Regions from separate parts of the Homo sapiens genome. Here all the other regions are linked to region 3. The links are chromatin contacts, found by Hi-C or POLR2A ChIA-PET in ENCODE. All regions are on one chromosome and are shown on one strand. Each heading gives the region's core, a stretch centred on a gene start or an enhancer-like site at or near the end of the contact. The rest is flanking DNA. Distances are from core to core; before and after follow the strand shown.

What was found. A loop is a pair of places that touch in the nucleus more often than their neighbours do. ChIA-PET counts read pairs that join two places held with the same protein, here RNA polymerase II (POLR2A). Pooled maps may share reads with other maps.
Region 1: a loop to region 3 is called in a map of Caco-2, with 2.9 times the contacts of the local background. The contact joins two enhancer-like sites. A Hi-C loop is called at or near these places in 7 of 168 maps with a recorded cell type or tissue (CD8-positive, alpha-beta T cell, Caco-2, ascending aorta and 4 more) and 10 of 50 pooled maps. POLR2A ChIA-PET finds 5 or more read pairs at or near these places in 2 of 52 experiments (HEK293T and WTC11).
Region 2: a map of HepG2 shows a loop between it and region 3 (3-fold over the local background). The contact joins two enhancer-like sites. A Hi-C loop is called at or near these places in 1 of 168 maps with a recorded cell type or tissue (HepG2). POLR2A ChIA-PET finds 5 or more read pairs at or near these places in 5 of 52 experiments (AG04450, GM10248, PC-3 and 2 more).

Annotation. Positions count from the first base shown.
Region 1 is chr18:22,344,423-22,348,589 of GRCh38, reverse strand. LOC105372019 (a long non-coding RNA gene) reads left to right here. Exons shown (of 2, transcript XR_935282.4): 2 at 1-744. Among named protein-coding and RNA genes, the nearest start is that of CTAGE1, 71 kb to the left of the region's middle. Within about 2 kb of position 2,794, at least 6 of the 41 ENCODE cell types and tissues checked have a DNase peak (open chromatin) inside an H3K27ac peak, as active enhancers do.
Region 2 is chr18:22,111,446-22,115,813 of GRCh38, reverse strand. No RefSeq gene overlaps it. Among named protein-coding and RNA genes, the nearest start is that of GATA6-AS1, 55 kb to the left of the region's middle. Within about 2 kb of position 2,198, at least 3 of the 41 ENCODE cell types and tissues checked have a DNase peak (open chromatin) inside an H3K27ac peak, as active enhancers do.
Region 3 is chr18:22,221,167-22,225,461 of GRCh38, reverse strand. All of the region lies in intron 2 of LOC105372017 (a long non-coding RNA gene), which reads right to left. Among named protein-coding and RNA genes, the nearest start is that of GATA6, 54 kb to the right of the region's middle. Within about 2 kb of position 1,646, at least 6 of the 41 ENCODE cell types and tissues checked have a DNase peak (open chromatin) inside an H3K27ac peak, as active enhancers do.

The DNA of each region.
Region 1 (4,167 bases), core at 1,545-4,044, 120 kb before region 3:
GGCGGCCAGACGCGCCCACCACCCCGCCGCGCGCGCAGACCGACCCCGCAGCGCGGCCGGACCCTGGCGCTCCCGGCGGGGAAACGTTTCCAATGCCTGGAGCTTTTGTTTGATAGCGAGGGAGGTGGGTACGGCGCTTGGTGGGGGTGAGGGGAGCAGAAAGAGAGAGAGTTTGGTCCCCAAGTATTGAGCTGTGAGAGAGCAGGGGCAACTCCAGGGCCAGCATTCAGAGCGGAGAATTAGAGCTGCGCACGCCCCAGGTCGGATGCGACAACGAGGTCCCCGGGCCTCAGCAGCTAGGTGACACTGGGCAAGTCTCAGCAGCTCTGGGGGCCTCAACGTCTCAACTGTAAACTCTGGGCACGCGGCTAGCGCCACGTCCTCTCCAGCCCTAACATTCTGTGATTCTAAACTTGTCTGATTTGTCTCATATGTTGCAAGGCTCGTAGCAAAAAGAAAAAAATACTCCATAACTATTTAACAGGAATTAGCTGAAGCACAGCTCTAGAGAGAGAGACACACACACACGTTTCAAATAACCCGAACACTAGAACCTAGTGAATTTTATACCTTTACTAAACTTTAGCGATTATTTGTTTCTTTCGTAACAAAGGTTATTGATTAGATTTAGTGCTGAAAAAAACCAACAACGTGCGCTTCGGTCATTTGTCTTATGGAGGAAACATAAATCTATAAATCTTCCTCCTGTCTCTAAGAAATAAAACTCTCTTCATTTCCAAAGTATGCAGATCTTCCAAAGGCGTATTCTTTCTTCTTTCTAAATCTTTGCTCTTAGACTCCTAAAACCAGTGGCTTTCTTTTCTTAAAATTTATGTGATCTTTAAATAAAGAGAGATAGAAAAAAGCCCCATTCTGCAGTTGCAGTCTGAAAAAAGCTATGTCCAGGAAGAGATATTTAGATTTTATTTTGAGAGAGTTTTTAATCTGAAACAAAATGATTTCTCATCTCCTAAAAATGTACGCAAAATAATTTATAAAATGTTACACAAATTTACAGTATGATTCTTCAAGTATCTCTGGAAAGAGGAACATACAATCTTCTAATTACCCCAAGGAATGTACCACATGTGGGTGGGTGATTCAGAGGCTGGCTAATCTCGCTTCCCCGCATCCCCCAAAACAGTAAAAACAAGGTTTAGATTTCTGACATCTGTCGTTTTAAAAATAATGAATGGAAAGGTGATTGATTTGAACTCTTAATTATTACCAAAACAAGGTAACAAGGTGTTCTCTGATTATGTAATGTTCCAAGTGCAAAAGCTCATTTCAGTGAACAGCCTCCTACGTGATCTTCTGCCTAGCTCAGGGTCACCTCCTCCACCTCACTCCTGCCCTCCAGAATTGCTCCCTCTCTAATCAGCGCAGTCCCATTCTGGCCTCGGACAGGCAGGAGTCAAGGGAGACGCGGAAGCACGCAGGCTCCTCCCCCAGCTTCCCAGGGACAATCCTTGCAGCAGGAGGGTTTGTTGTGCTGACCTTGTGAGCGAGTGACCCATAGAGAAGGACACTGTGTGCGGTCACTGAAGTTTTCTGACCTCATTTGTCCACGTCGGTATCAATAAGTCGGCCAGGGGGAGGGGAGAGAGGAAGTGGAAAAGGACGATTATCAGGACATACAGGACAAGGGACTGTGTGCAGCTGCTCTGCTGACAAGGAATAGTTGGAGCTGTGTTTCCTTGAAGGAATTGTTTTAAATTGAAGGTTGGCCTGGTGTTCACAGCACTCCCACCAGCCTTTCTGCTCATTTCCCCACCATGATCTCAGCCTCCTATCTCCTCGGAAAGTTCCTATGCCAGGGCAGTGTGTTATGCCCAGGACACAGACTCCAGGGCCAGATGACTTGGGTTTGAATCCAGTTTCATCACCTGCAAAATGGAAATGATAGTAGTTCCAGCTTGTAAGAGTGTGTGAGGTTGAACTAAGTTATCACATCCTTAGAAGTGTGCCTAGCACTGCATAAAGCCTTCTAGATACTTCCTTCCATGGTTTTGTTCAGGTTTCCTCTCTCAGCTGGAGGGGTGCCAGCTTTACTCACTCACTGCTGCTTCAAGCTGCTCTGAGCAAGGATCAAACCTTGGCTTCTCCAGGAAGAAAAGATGTGTTATCAGATTTGCCTTTGAAAAGATCTCATGGGGAATCTAAGGTGTAGAAGACTCCCAAACGATCCTTCCTGGGAAGGCTACCACTTATTGAACCCAACTCAATAAATGCCAATTTGTACACTATTCCATTTAAACTTTACAACAGCCCCAAAAGAAGTATTTTTATTCCATTTTATAAGGGAGAAACAAGGACAAAAAGAGGTTAATGGCATTCCCCTGATTGCACAAGTAGGATCAGAGCACAACAATAATAAATAACATTAACTAAATAGCTGACCCGTGCAAGGTATTGAACACCTTGCTATGTCTTCATTCATTTAACGCTCACAGCCACCCTGGGAGCCAAATACTATTATTCTCCCTACTTTGCAGCTGAGGAACTGAGGCAGAGAGGCCTTATCAGCAAACCCCACAAGTAGAAAGTGGTAGAACTGCATTTGAGTGCAGGCCTGCTGGCTCCCAGCCTATAGATCCAACCCCAGTACATGCTCCCTGTGCTCCTCTGCCCACCAGTGACCGGAAAGCCCCAGCCACGCTGACCTCATTGCCCCTGGCTGTAGTCACCATCCAGAAAGTCCTTGAGAACTGCAGATCTCAGTTCTGTGAGAAACAAAAACTACCATATGTCATTGCCTTGTGCCTATTTGAATTTTTGAGACAGAGTGAATGTTGTTCTGTTTTTTTGTTGTGGTTTCCAGGAATCATAATGTCATGTTTAAGTATTGAGAAAGGATGGCTTTTTCCTGTCATTTGCAAGGGATTTTCTTTTCTCCTCCTGAATATTTAGGAATAGGTGGCCCTCAAAACTTTCCATCCAGCCTGAGCTGGCTCAGATGTGTAAGTGCTGGGACCACGATGAATCTTCTACAAGGCTCCAGAAAAAGAAGTTCCTGTGAGCAGCTGGCCAAGGGAGAAGGGAGAGGCACAGCCCCTCCTAAGCAGGCAGAAATCTAGCACCCACCCCTTAAGCCACAAGCTCAGCCTCAGCTCCAGTTCCTCACTAGCCCTTCTGCACCTTGACCTTAAACTCTCTGAAGTGCATGTAAAACCTTGCCAACCAGAGCTTCCTGTTGTTCTTTTGCAAAGTGAGACATTCACAGGTTTTTTCCCTTTTCACCAAACAGGCTTGTGTTTAGAAGTTATTTGAAGCATAAAAAGTAAAAGTTCAACCCTTTCATCCTCCCAAAGGTATTTTTCCAGAGTTGAAATAAGCAAATATTTTGGTAACAATTTGGTAAAGTAAAATGAATTTCCTTTGGAATTGGTCAATAAGTGTGATTTTCTGTCTTTTCATTTTATTATTAATATGTTGGAAAGTTGAGAAGCCCTTGGTTTATGCATGCAGCCACTCTCTGTACCCACAGGAAACACTACTGCGTGAGATGACAATAACCCCTGTTAGAGGCTGTCCTGTCAACAGTGAGTGACACTGTCAACCACTAGATAAAGAGATCAGGATCTGACCCCAGAGCTTAACCTAATTCAGTTCACATATAATGAGATTCGTTGGTGCTAGTTCAGCTGCAGATAGGTGAGATGAAATAATAATAATAATAGTTAACACGGACATGTGCCGGGTTACCTTACATATATTAACTCATCCTCAAGCAACCCTAAGAAGTATTATTATTATCCTTATGTTACAGATGAAGCACTGAGAAGTTAAGTAACATGCCCAAAGTGACACAGCTGCTAAGTGATGGAGCTGAGATGTAAACTCAGGCATTCTATATCCATAGTCCATATTCTTAACCACCACAGAATGCTGTTTCCCGTGGTATTTTGAGTTTTGGTAGGTGATTAATATCTCAGTAGGAGTGAAACAGAAAACACAGGCAGTGCAAAGGAGTCTCAAGAGAAAAGTTTCTGATGCCAGGCTGCCTGGTCCAGTCCTGACTCTGTGCTTGTTAAATGTGCAGCCTGTCTTGGTTTCTTTATCTTTCTGTGTGTCACCCACTGTCAAATGGAAAAGCTAAAGGAACCTTCCCATAGGGCTATGTGGGGATTAAATGGCCTAAAACATGAGTGTGCGCCATGAAGACTA
Region 2 (4,368 bases), core at 949-3,448, 110 kb after region 3:
TCTCCTGTTCCCAGAACCAGGAGCAGCTCCCCCCTCCTTTCCTCTCTTCTCCCTCCGCCTGACCAAACCCTTCCTTCCTACCAAAGGACAGACTTTGGAAGCTGGAAAGTCACATGACTGTAGATTATAGTGCCTGCAACCCTTCTATATTCCTTCTAAAGTCCACTCTGAAGTTTGTTATTTTATCTTTGTTTGTTTTGCTTGTTTTTTCTTTCCTTTTTATAATACCTCTGTAAGTGGTTAGAAATCAAACCTTGCCAATAATCGGCTCAGCCAGCCCTAGAGGACAGGGTATAAAACTCTCTTTGTGACTTAAATTGAGATTTTCCTAAATGTTGTACACATGAATGCTGGCAGCAATTATGCTAAATTTTGTCTCTAAGGTTTTACTTTATCACATTACCACCAAAACATCTATCAAACTATAGTTACTTAGAGGGATGACAATAGATATATTTTGGAGTGAAAAAAAAAAAAGAACCCACACAACACAGGAATCCCAAGGACATCAGAAAGAGCGTTCCCCATATATTATCTCTGGGCTATGCCTTCCCATGCAGCGAAAATGCCACTCAAATTAGGCTGTTCAGAAAACTAGAAGTGTAAGAGTTTAAATTCCCTTGTCTTCTTTTACAGACCAACTGTAAAACAAACAACCTGTAGTATCAACAATAAAAAAGTAATTGCTTGAGCTTCTCATTCTCTCAAGACCTAAGTGTTGGCCTGGAATGGTGGCTCATGCCTGCAATCCCAGCACTTTGAGAGGCTGAGGTGGGAGGATCGCTTGAGGGTTCGAGATCAGCCCAGGAAACATGGTGAGACTCCGTCCCTACAAAAAAAATAAAAAAATCAGCTGGGCGTGATGGTGTGTGCCTGTAGTCCCAGCTATTTGGGAGGCCAAGGTAGGTGGATTGCTTGAGCCCAGGAGTTCGAGGCTGCAGTGAGCCATGATTGTGCCACTGCACTCCAGCCTGGGTGACAAAGCAAGAACCTGTCTCAAAGAAAAAAAAAAGAGAGAGAGAGAAAGAAAAAGAAAGAAGGAAAGAAAGCAAGAAAGACAGAGAAAGAGGGAAGGAAGGAAAGAAGAAGGAAGGAGGGAGGGAAGGAAGGAAGGAAGGAAGGAAAGAAAGAAAAAAGAAAGGAGGGAAATACTGGCACCACAGGCCCTGCAGGAAGAATCCCCAGTGCTGCTCCTGGTTTGTCAGAATATCTTCCTGTCATTGGTGTATGTGTCACCAGGTATGCAGGATGCTGAGTTCTGTTTCCAAACACCTTCACCTTCCTTGCTGGGCAGCTTGCAGATAAGGGAGGTGGATAAGATGAGATATGTTTTTTATTTGGGTAAACTCCAATAAAATTAATGAAAGGAAAGAGAGGCCCTGGAGTTTGGCGTCAGAAAGAAATAGTCTGTCAGAATCATCTTTTTCTGTTTCCAGTTCATCAACGGAATGGTAAAATCCCTGAGATTTTGAGCTTTCCAGAGGGTTCTAACAGGCAGAGTTGAGAACCACTGATCTATACCTACCAAATAGGAATCATCCTATTAATAAGGCTTTTATAGATACTTGATGAAAGAGCACTAAAGCGGTCCATATGCCTTGATTTATTCAAATAGCTACTATCTGGAAACTCACTCCCAACCTTTGGGCCACTGTGGTGAAGAGGCAGCTGTCCCAGTGGGGTACTGAGCACCCACCTCCTCCCTTCCCTTGAATGTGTTGAAAGTGGACTCTGGCCAAACGAGGAAAGATGTCTCAGAAAAACACCACCACACCAGGGAGATTAGAAGAAGAGAAGGGCATTTGCCTCCCATCCCTGACCCCCTTGACTGGGGCTGATTATTATGGGATGACACCATGTGTACAGGTTGTAGGTCTTTCACAGAGAACCCATCATTTGGAGCTACAGACTTTTCCCTTTCTAGGTTACTTCCTGAGTGGGGTTTCAGATGACCCACCAGGCAAAGAAACCTCAGGATTTCATTCTCCTTTTTTGGTGTATTTTTTCCTCCTAAGCTTAATGACAAAAGTCCAGATAATTATTGTGATCTTCTGTAGACCCCAGGGAAACCAGGTACTACTTAACCCTGCAGAGAGAATGAGCCACCACGTCCCACAAAGCCACGTGCCCTCTCAGCGCTTCTCTGCTGGAAGCAGCTTCCCCAGCCTCAGGCTGCATGCCCAGAGCGCCCTGGACGGATGACCCAGGGGTGAGGCAGGTCACCCTGGCGCAGGGCCACCTCCAGGGTGTTCATGACAGGCAGGAAACACTGCAGGAATCCGGTCTCTTCACTACTGGGCTCAGCTCTTCACCCACTATCTTTTTATTGTTTAGCTATACTCATAGTTTGTTGTTGTTGTTGTTGTTGTTGTTGCTTGTTGTTTCATTCACTCACCTAAATCAAGGAGGCCCAAATGTTCCAGATAACTCTAGATAACATAAGTGTGGCAGCAGTTCATACACAGTAAGCCATAGCAGAGTGAAGAAAATGCCTCCAGCAGAACAGTCGTGGATCTCAGACAGATGGGGAAATTCCCAACTTATTTATAAAGCAGGTATACACACATACAATACTAAAGATCAGGTAAACACGAGCCTAGAAACCTTCTAATCCTTGGTGGAAATAGAAACTGCTGAAGATATACACCTGAAGAGAAGTTAGTTTGATGCATAATGTTAACCCCAGACATGTATTTAAAAGTATAACAGGCTGGGCGTGGTGGCTCACACCTGTAATCCCAACACTTTGTGTGGCCGAGGCAGGCAGATAATGAGTTCAGGAGTTTGAGACCAGCCTGGCCAACATAGTGAAACCCTGTCTCTACTGAATATACAAAAATCAGCCTGGCGTGGTGGCACCCGCCTGTAATCCCAGCTACGCAGGAGGCTGTGGCAGGAGAATCACTTGAACCTGGGATGCGGAGGTTGTGGTGAGCCGAGATCGCACCACTGCACTCCAGCCTGGGCAACAGAGCAAGACTCTGTATCCAAAAAAAAAAAAAAAAAAGTATAACAAAGGAGGCAGCCATATTTGTTTATAGAAAAATATGCCAAAGCTCTACTTATGTAAAAATGTGTTTTTAAAACAACCAAATATATGTTAAAACTGACAAGTACTTTTATGGCTAAGATCCACATGAATGGACAACATTTCATTATTTCCTTTCCCTGCCTCCTGGGCCTTGCCCATCTCACCTAACGCTGGTGATAGAGTTTTGGATATATACAATGTGATTCACTCAACATTTACTGAGGACCTACATAGGCAATAGTTTTATGCCTTGAAAACAATTTGAGACGTATTCAATTCAACCCCATCTGAGGACATTGAGGGTAGGAGAAATGCCTGTGTCCCCAGGTTCACCCCACAAAATGCTGACGCTTTTGTCAGCATTCTGCCTTGTCAGCAGGGTGATATGAAGGATCACAGACCTCAGAGCCGGGCAGGCCCGTATTCAAATCCTGCTCTATAGTTCACCATCTTCATGCAAATTACTTAAGCCCTCTGAGTCCTGGACTGGACATTTTACATGTGTAAAATGGAGATGAGGCCAGGCACAGTGGCTCATGCCTGTAATCCCAGCACTTTAGGAGGCCAAGGCGGGCAGATCACCTTAAGTCAGGAGTTCAAGACCACCCGGGTCAACATGACGAAACCCCGTCTCTACTAAAAATACAAAAATTAGCCAAAGGTGGTGGCGAGCGGCTATAATCCCGGCTACTCAGGAGGCTGACGCAGGAGAATCGCTTGAACCCAGGAGGTGAAGGTGGCAGTGAGCCAAGATCACACCACTGCACTCCAGCCTGGGCAACAAGAGTGAAACTCCGTCTCAAAAAATAAATTAAATAAATAAAATGGAAGTGAGAAAGCCCACATTTCAGGATTGTTATGAGGCTTAAATAAGATCATTTAAAGTGCTTGACAACTAGTAAATGCTAATAATAAGTGCTTAAGAAATAAAAGTTTCTTCTTTCTTTAGTTTACTTTTTTTTTGAGACAGTCTTGCTCTGTCACATGTATATATACCTGTATATATATATATATATATATATATATATGTATATATATGTATCATGTCATATTATTATTGACAATAATAATATGTCACTATTATGCTTCTCTCCTTGGGTACAGAATCTGCATGTTCAGGACAAGAGGAACAGCAAGATCACATAGGTCCTATAGAGCAGTTATTAACTCTTCTGGGTTTGAACATTTGGCTGTACCCTCCTCTGTGGATAAGGATGGTCGCTGTGTGGGGAAGAATCTGTTTATATATATCCCTCAGATCTAAATTGCCTGGGCAAAAACATTTTCATTTTGCTCCTCTGGTTTCCCATCTTATTTTCACAACCTTCTTGTGGCAT
Region 3 (4,295 bases), core at 397-2,896:
TAGTTTCATTAGTGGAGACATCCTTCCTGTGTAAATCCAAGTATCTCAGAAGGCAAGAGGATGGGAGAAGTTGTCTTCCTTTTTGAACACCCACCAATAGTCTAGACTGCTTTCACATGGAAGGGGTGCTAATTAGTAATTTTTCACATTTGCTAATGAATAAGTCACCTCGGGGAAAATTGATAGAGGTGTAGAACACAGGTCACTTGTGGGGCCCAGAAGTGAGTTATTGGCTTGGAATGGAAGCTGTGAAAGTTGAAGACGATAAACAGCTACTTGGACCATTTGCCTCAAATTCTGATCACCCATCTCGTCAGCAAAGGCCACAGCTCACTGAGGTTACTGTGGTTTCACCAGGTTTCCTCATTATTTGGAAAAGACCTGAGCTTGCCATTGCTAAGCTAAGTTGAACTATTTCACTTGGCCTAATTTTTCTGGTTATTTTATTTCTTAAAACTTAGCACCAGCTGAGCTTGGTTGCTCACGCCTATAATCCTAGCAACTTGAGAGACTAAGGCTGGCGGATAACTTGAGGCCAGGAGTTCAAGATCAGCCTGGGTGACACAGCAAGACCTCATCTCTAAAAAAAAAAAAAAACAATTAGCCGGCTGTGGTGGTGTGCACCTGTAATCCCAGCTGCTCTGGAGGCTGTAGCGAGCCTGGAAAGTCAAGACTGCAGACGGCAGTGAGTAATGATCACACCACTGCACTCCAGCCTAGGCAACACACCCAAAATCTAAAAAATAAGTAAAATGAAAAACTTAGCACTTATTTTTATTATGGATAAAAACAAGAAGGTGCTTGGCAGAAACAGCACAGCCCAGAGGAAAAAATGGCCCTATTGGTTTCTACCACCCTGATCCTGAATCCCCTGTGACACACAGGGTTAGTGTTCTCTCTTTATGGCTAACAAGTTTTGCTGACCTAGTAGTATTTAGGCAGGACAAGTAAGGCCTCAGGCTTAGGAAGCCAGATGCCTGGGGATTTGTAAGGGAGAGCCCTGGGAGCCTTCCCACGTTGCCCACCTGCACAGAGCTGTGTGCCCTTAAGCAAGTCACTTCACTCACTGAATCCTTCTTTCTGCATTAACTGGAGGATGATTGACACCCAGCCTGTGTTCCTAATACCATCACCCATCCATTGACCAGACACTGTCTTTAGAATCAAATGAGATAGCAGAAAAGGTTTTTTTAAAGCCTTTTACCTATGCTACAGAATAGTATTAAATAAACCAAACACACACACACACACACACACACACACATTTAAGAGGGAGTGGAGGGCGTTTCAGGCATATTAACTGCCCCAGGGACTGACAATGAGGATATAAAGTCCCTATAAGCCAAGGTCCAGGGCTGTCCTGTGTTAGCAGAGCCCTTGAAAGAGCTACCACAGGTCCCAACTAACTATTTAAGAACAAAGGGGAAAACACAACCCAGAAAACCAGAGAGAAGAGAAAAAATAAATAAATAAGAAACCAGGAGTACTGGTGCTTCTGAGGGCAGGTGGAAAGCACAGCCTTAGCCCTGGGGCTTTGATGACATCAGCACTGGCCAGAAAGGAGCTCAGCACATCTCCCTGCCCCTCCCACGGGTTCCAACCCCGCAGTTGCTCACCGCCAGCAGGGCCGGCACCTGAGTCACCCACTTGTCAACGCCCTGGGTTTCCCTTGGACTCCTTGCCCGCCGGGGCTGCCAGATGATGAGATCATAGCACTTGACAAAACCCTGTCTTTCAAAAGCACTTTTATCCAAATGATTTTTTTAAAAAAGAATTTAACAGGCATTATCTTACTAGCTGTCCCATCTTCGGCAAGGCCCACAGCCTGAATACATTAAGGTGTGTTCAGGTTTGAATACACCTTATTTTTTAGGGCAGTCTTAGGTTCATAGCAAAATTGGGCAGAAAGTACGGAGCTCTCACAGACCCCTTGTTCCCCCAGCACGCACAGCCCCACCCACTATCCGCATCCCCACATCCTGCACCAGAGTGCTACGTTGGTTACAATCCAAAGTCCATAGTCCGTGTTAGGGCTCACCCTTGGTGTTGTACATCCTATGACATATTCAGTTTTCAAGGAGAGAAACAGGCAACAAGGGTTCAGAAATGCACACCCTCTCAGTAGAGCAAGGACTCCACCCTCCCCAACCAGGACAGCCTTCTCTCCATCCTTAGTGTGATGCTTTCCTTCTTCAGCCATAAAGCAAGGGAACACTTGATAAGTATTAACGCGTAGGGAAAGTTTTTTCTAAAGCAGAATCATCTAAACTAGTGCTCCTCAAACTTTTACTTGAATACAAATCCCTCGAGAGTCTTGCTAAATCCAGATTTGGCTTGAATAGGTCTGGGACAGAGCCTGAGCTGCTCCAACAAGCTCCCAGGGGATGCCCACGCTGCAGGTGATCAGACCATATTTTGAGGAGCAAGGCTCTGTTTTAAAGGAGTGGCCACAGGGAGTGGGAGCTTTCAAGTGAGTGGATTGGGCCAAATCATACCTCTGCCAATGGCTGGATCTAAAACAATGTGATGATCAAACCTACGTTGCAGGACTCAAGAGGACAATGAATGCAAAGTTCAGTTCCGAGCTGGCACTCAATGACCTGAGCGTAACTACTGTTACTCTCCTTTTTGTTACTATTAGTATTATTATTATTAAGGCAGAGTCTCACTCTGTTGCCCAGGCTGGAGTGCAGTGGTATGATCTTGGCTCACTGCAGCCTCCACCTCCCAGGTTCCAGCAATTCTCCGGCCTCAGCCTCCCCAGTGGCTGGGATTACAGGCATGTGCCACCACGCCCAGCTAATTTTTGTATTTTTAGTAGAGATGGGGTTTTGCCATGTTGGCCAGGCTGGTCTTGAACTCCTGACCTCAAGTGATCCACCCACCTTGGCCTCCCAAAGTGCTGGGATTACAGGCATGAGCCACCACACCTGGCCTGTTACTATTATTATTATCACTCTTCTTCACTCTTCTTCTTCTTGTTTTTGTACTTGCCCAGGTGAGAGTACAGTGGCACAATCAAGGCTCACTGAAGCCTCAACCTCCCAGGCTCAAGTGATCCTCCCACTTCAACCTCCTGAGGAGCTGGGACTACAGGTGTGTGCCACCATGCCTGGCTAGTTTTTTTAAATTTTTTGTGGAGACAGGATCTCCCTATATTGCCCACTCTAGTCTCAAACTCCTGACCTTAAGTGATCCTCCCACCTCAGCCTCCCAAAGTCCTGGGATTACAGGTGTGACCACCATGCCCAGCTTCATTATTCTTTTGGCTGATTTTGATCAGTTTTCCTTTACCCATCTTTGTCTCAAAAAGCATATTATCCACTTTTGGATAATTTTACATTAAATTTTACATTAATTTTACATAATCTTACAAAGAACACCTCATAAAACCAGATTAGCTTGTAAGGTCTAGGCTGTGAAATTAAAAATAAATAAATAAATTAGCATATGAGTTCACTGAATCATGTAGACCAAAATTTTAAATACATCCAAAATCTTTTCTTTTACTCTGCTTTTGAGGAAAATCAAAAGACAGGGTTCTCCCCCTGCCTCTGATCTCCTCCCTCAAGGCCCTGATCTGTACTTCAGCCTTTCCTGTCTGGCCTCACATGCATTCACTTCAATAACATCATGTTAGATCTGGACAGAACCTTCAGAGCTCCCAGCCCATCTTCCTCATTTTAATAAGATAATTGAGGCCCAGGAAGATTAGATTATTTGCCCAAAGTGATAGTTATGTTTTTTGGAGCCAGGAAGAGTTATGTTTATATCATGTTCTTTAAGAAAGGTTTGCACATAATAAAAGACAACCTTCATATACATGGGGGAGTGTGAGGGGAAGAATGGTGTACAACCGCACACCCCTAAATCACGTGCAGATAGAAAGACAACCCTCTAGATTAGTGGTTTCCAGGATGTGGGATTTCACAAGCCAGAAAAAAAGAAAGAACTCTTAGTTGAAGATTTTACCAACTTCCGGCTTTGTCAAGAGAGAAATTTTTTTTTTGTAATTACAATTCACTAGACCATCATCCCATAAAAGAAAACCTAATAGCAAAAAGAGAGAGACAGTGAATGGGCATAATCCCAGAATAAAAGGCATTCTTAGAATTGTAGCTTTATGAGAAGCTGAATTGTATCTCCTTATTTTTCTTATTTTGTTACAAACCAAGCAATCAGAAGTGATCCCTTGTTCTTAACCTACTTTGCATTACATGTGCCTTTGAGAATCTGATGAAAGCAATGAACTTTTCCCCGGAAAAATGTGCAGACCTATATACATACAAAATATT